Linked DNA regions of Homo sapiens: region 2 is linked to region 1. The links are chromatin loops, found by intact Hi-C in ENCODE. Cell type or tissue: GM12878. All regions are shown on one strand. Region 1 overlaps ZNF827 (zinc finger protein 827). Region 2 overlaps ZNF827 (zinc finger protein 827).

The links. A loop is a pair of places that touch in the nucleus more often than their neighbours do. Peaks named below come from ENCODE experiments on the same cell type or tissue, not always from the same donor. Only the 100,000 strongest peaks of a DNase experiment are listed, where the experiment ranks them.
Region 2: a loop joins it to region 1, with 4 times the contacts of the local background. A loop is called at or near these places in 2 of 110 quality-filtered maps.

What each region holds. Positions count from the first base shown.
Region 1 is chr4:145,807,484-145,809,983 of GRCh38, forward strand. The region is part of intron 8 of ZNF827 (zinc finger protein 827); the gene reads right to left. Among named protein-coding and RNA genes, the nearest start is that of C4orf51, 130 kb to the left of the region's middle. RefSeq lists enhancers at 1-73, 501-1,700, 930-1,119. In GM12878, no CTCF peak of the experiment used is centred here; DNase peaks (open chromatin) are centred at 678 and 1,028; H3K4me3 peaks cover 1,218 bases; H3K27ac peaks cover 2,500 bases.
Region 2 is chr4:145,886,463-145,888,962 of GRCh38, forward strand. All of the region lies in intron 3 of ZNF827 (zinc finger protein 827), which reads right to left. Among named protein-coding and RNA genes, the nearest start is that of ZNF827, 51 kb to the right of the region's middle. RefSeq lists a silencer at 542-641. In GM12878, no CTCF peak of the experiment used is centred here; a DNase peak (open chromatin) is centred at 1,335; H3K27ac peaks cover 1,017 bases.

The sequences.
Region 1 (2,500 bases):
TTTTTTTGAGACATAGTCTCGCTCTGTCGCCCAGGCTGGAGTGCAGTGGCGCCATCTCAGCTCACTGCAACCAACGCCTCCTGGGTTCAAGCAGTTCTCTGCCTCAGCCTCCCAAATAGCTGGGATTACAGGCGCCCACCACCACGCCCAGCTAATTTTTGTATTTTTAGTAGAGATGGGGTTTCACCATCTTGGCCAGGCTGGTCTTGAACTCCTGACCTCGTGATTCGCCCGCCTTGGCCTCCCAAAGTGCTGGGATTACAGGCGTGAGCCACTGTGCCAGGCTGCTTTAAAAAAAAAAAACAAAAAACAAAAACAAAAAAAAAACAAAAAACAAAAAACATTAATTACTATGAAAGGCATGGCAAGTCTTAGTATGACACCAGTGATGATATTTTTAAAATAACACATTTTCGAGTGATAAAAGTAACAGTTGGGAGATAGACCAGAGTGCTTTAAAAATTAACATTTTCATAAAAATGAAAAACAATTTGACCAAAAATTGTGTCAGAAATAACTTTCACATACCGAAAGCTTGCCTACATGTTAAAAGCATTTGCAAGAGTACACATTTTTTTTTTTTTCCTGAGTAAACTTTCCCCTTGTTTTTCTGTGGGTGCAAGTGACTATACAGTACATAGAAAATTAGTGAGCAAAAAAAAAATAATTAGGATGAGTCACCTTACCTTTTAAGTCATCTTGCCACAAAATGGTTACCTACAATCCACATAACCAATTAATTCCTGCCTCCATACTCTAACAAAGACAGCCAGAATTTGGATCTAATCTTTTTTTATAAATCATTCTACCTCCAGGCTATCCCACTCCCTCATTATCCTGTTTCCTGGCCTCTTTCCCATTCCTATAATACAGCTGATTTCCCTGATAACCTCAGCACAGGCCCCTTTCCCAGGACCCTCCCCCATCATGAATCTTTCAAGCCTAATTCCATTGAAGTTAAAAAAGAAGCAACTCATTTGAGTGACTCATTCCTAGATACTTAGGGCGGAGAAACTAGATTCTGCAGCTGGATGAGTCATTTTGACTGGAAAGCCCCGATAGGAAAGAGGTTCTGTAGAGTGCATACAACAGAGGATGGGGAAATTATGAAGGTAGTAGGTACAGATAAACGCAGAACATTCAAATAGTGTTCCTTAGTCTGAAGCACTTTGATACCTTAAAGAGGAGTTCTACTTTGCAAATACCACTTTACAAGATTTTTTCCCAACATTTTCATTGAAAATATCTCCATTTACTTTAGCTGCTTTTAGGTCTACCATTTTTCTGGAGTCACAGTTATGTATTTGCTTGTTTTTTAATTTTATTTTTTAGAGGCAGTGTCTCTCTGACACCAAGGCTGGAGTGCAGTGGCTTGATCTTATTAATAGCTCACTGCAGCCTTGAACTCCTGGCCTCAAGCAATCCTCCTGCTTCAGCCTCCCAAGTAGCTGGGACTACAGGTATACACGACCATACATGGCTAATTTTTAAATTTTTTGCAGAGGCGGGGTCTTGCTACATTGCCCAGGCTGGTCTTGAACTCCTGGCCTCAAACAATCCTCCTGCCTTGGCTTCCCAAAGCATTGGGATTACAAGTGTGAGCCACTGTGCCCAGCCTAGCGTCATATTTAAATGTGGTTCTGCCAAAGTGGATTTTGTCCAAAGCTCCAGGAATATCCTCATGATAGAAACTTCCAGAGAGAGTTGGTGTCAAGCATTCAGTATGAGAATAGTATGAAAAGATATTTTCTCCTTTGTTCAAAATGAAACTAACTTATTGGTGTTTTCTGATTGAAACCACCTTTGCAAAGATGATGACAGTGAGAGAAGTCCAGCATGGCTGACTCCATTCTTGCTTCTGGCCTCACAGACTGGCTGCCTTTGCTTTTTCCTGGGCCTAGGGCAGGCTAACCATGGGGAGAATTTAGTTTATAATTTAACTTTGAAACAATGATGATAATAGTCCCTCCCTAAAACTAATGCCCTTCTGGCTCACAGACTGAAAACTAATAAAAGTCCACAAGACTAGGATTATGAGAAGGGTCTGAATTCTAAAATGAAGGTGTAGTTTCTATAATCCCTTACTGCTCAGGAGTCACGTGGCCAGAGGTCACAAGATGTGTCTTCCCCAGTTGCTTCTATAGATAACATCACTATTGTAGCATCTAAGATTGGTCTTTTGAGATGTTTTTCAGACAGCATTCTGGCAACTGACTGACCCCACCCAGACCCATGACTCAACCAGTCCTGTGGCCCCCATCCAGAGGTGGACTCAGCACATGAGGACCATTTTCTATACCCCTATGATTTCATCTCCAACCAATCAGCAGCACCCATTCCCTAGCCCCCTGCCCACCAAATTATCCATAAAAAACCTGGGCTCTGAGTTCCTGGGGAGACTCATCTGAGTGATAACTCCAGTCCTCCTGCTAGGCTGCCCTGCATTAATTAAACTCTTTACTGCAATAACAGGGTCTCAGTGAATTGGTTTTGTCTGTGC
Region 2 (2,500 bases), 79 kb after region 1:
AAATATTATAAACCCAGCACAATCCAAACTTACAAAATTACTAGTTGGGGATCAAAAGAGGTAACCTGTCAAGTAATTCCTCTCACAATAATGATACTTTGCATTCATCCAATTTTTTGTTAGTTATGTTCTGCAAACATAATTTCAGTTTTCAAAATGCTGCTCTTAGGTAATTAAGAATGTAGAAAATAATGTCTCCAGGGTATTCCCGTTTCAAAGACAGAGAAATTGAGGCCCCAGAATAAATGGATTGAGCGAAATTACATACAAAAAAAAAAAACAAAGTAGGAGAAAAACCAAGGTCTGACCCTCACCAAGTATTCTGAGCAAGAGGAAACCAATTTTTCCAAACGTGGCTATAATATCATGCTCCAGATTCTGACGTCTGCAATGAAAGAATGCAGACTTTTAAATCCAGTTCCAGTCTTGCATGCACATGATACCTGTAAAAATTGGGAGAAACTTTTTCTTCCTGTCACTACCAAATTTAGTGCTTAAAAAAGTGAGGAAATCATTGCATTGGCCTGAGCCAGGCTTTGAGCTGGCAGGTGCTCATAAGCTTGTAACTTCCCCATTTATCTCTGCCAATGCACTTTAGTGCTGACCTGCTACACTCTGCTATTTCAGGACTGGTCCTCCCTTAAGTAGAACTGCCAATTGTGTAGATGTGGGCCAAATGATTTGGGGAGCTGTGTGATCTGAACAAACAAGTGAGTGATTGGAACCCAAAAGCAAAACAAAACTGACACCTCCTCTTTTAGGGGTGACCTAAGCAGGACTCGAACCCAGGTCTCACCAAGGTTAAAGGCTCATGCGTTAATCCGCTGCACCACCTGGCCCCTCTCGGTAGGTTTCCTTTCCAAGAGAGCAAGTTTTACAACAGCTGTTTATGCATTCTGAATGCAATCCAAAAGCATTATTCACCAGCCAAAACATACTTTTAAATAATGTTAAGTGACCAACAAAAGCAAAGAAATTAAAAGTTAATGGTGAGATCCTGTCGCTACAGCACCCCACTGTGGCTTTTTGAAAAAAACAACAGAAGAGATTCTGGGTCCCCCAAAGCACGAGTTTCTTAACAGAAATAGCCATATACACTTAAACTCAGTTAGGCAAAGTCCTGATCATGGAAAGGCTTTCCCTCTGCTGGGGTGGAGTGCTGGGGGTGGGGAAACACACTGATTGTCACCAGCTGTTAACATCACCCCTTTCTGTTCTTTCACAACAAAAGGATTTCACTAGGAGCTGACCATTTCATTGCTTTCTCACAGAATCCCCACCATCTCCTCCGACCAATTCACGCAGAAGCAGGCACCTTGGGGACCTCAGGTCACAGTCCCATGGGACCCTGACCGGTGCTGCCAAAAGCATGCCCTGGAACCAGGTGATAAAGGTCACGAGTTAGAGAGCTTCCATTGTCCCTGAGAGCAGTGCAGTGGGGCAGATCCATTTCAGAAGTGTCCTTACATCTACTGACCCAGGAGAGGAGGGGAGCTAATCCAAGAACAGAAGCTCCGGAAGCAGCTTCTGGAAGAAGGAAAAGGACAGAGCACAAGCCCAAGTTCTAAAATCAAAAGGGAGTCCTGGATTAAAAACCGTCTATGTGCATGTATTTTATGTGACTTCTTTTTCACCAGATCCTGGCCTTGTTATATTTAGTTATGGACAAATTAGTGAAGCTTTAAAGGAAAAACAGTGGGTATTTTGTTGACTTTTGCACTTAACAATTTTTTTTGAGCTACAACTTCCCAAAAGGACTATATATCACATTTGGCCTTTGAGAGAAGTATTAGCTCTATCCTCTGACTGCAGTTTTTCCCCCTTCTCTCCTGACATTCGAGCACTTTTCTGTCATAATTTTTATTCTCTTTAGCTTGACATTTGCTTTAAAGATCTTCTTAGTCTACTAAAATGAAGACATGCTTCTCTAAAGCACGTCATTCTCTCCAGGCCATGTTTAGGGGCTCACCTATCCTCTGGTCATTTCACACAAACAACCCATATCAGGTGCTGTTACATCATTAGGGCCATCTCTTCACCATTGGGGCCATTTCTTGGTAGCAGTTGGATGCTTGGGTTGTGGTATTTCAGAGCTTGGGGAAATTTTGGGAAACCTCTACTCCATCCCCCACTAGGGGGACAGGTGAGGGCCTTCATGAGAAGTTAGAGCTCCTTAAATGGCAGACCTGAGGCTACTAGAACTCAGTACCCTGACTCTCGGTCAGTTTCCTGCTAATACTTCACCAGTGTTCTTTATCTTAGCAGTCTTCCTCACCTTTTCTGTTCAATTTTAGCTTATGAATTCATGTTGAATTCCTGTATGTTCACTTATCCAGGAAAATTTTAAAGGACTTAATGGAAATCTGAGATAACCCCAAGGAAATCTGGAGGCCTTTATAAGCTCCTTCCACAGCGGGTGATAAAAACATTTGCACGATATATTATGAAGGAAAGGTGGGCTAAAAGAATGTACAGTGCCTAGGACATAATAGGATAGAGT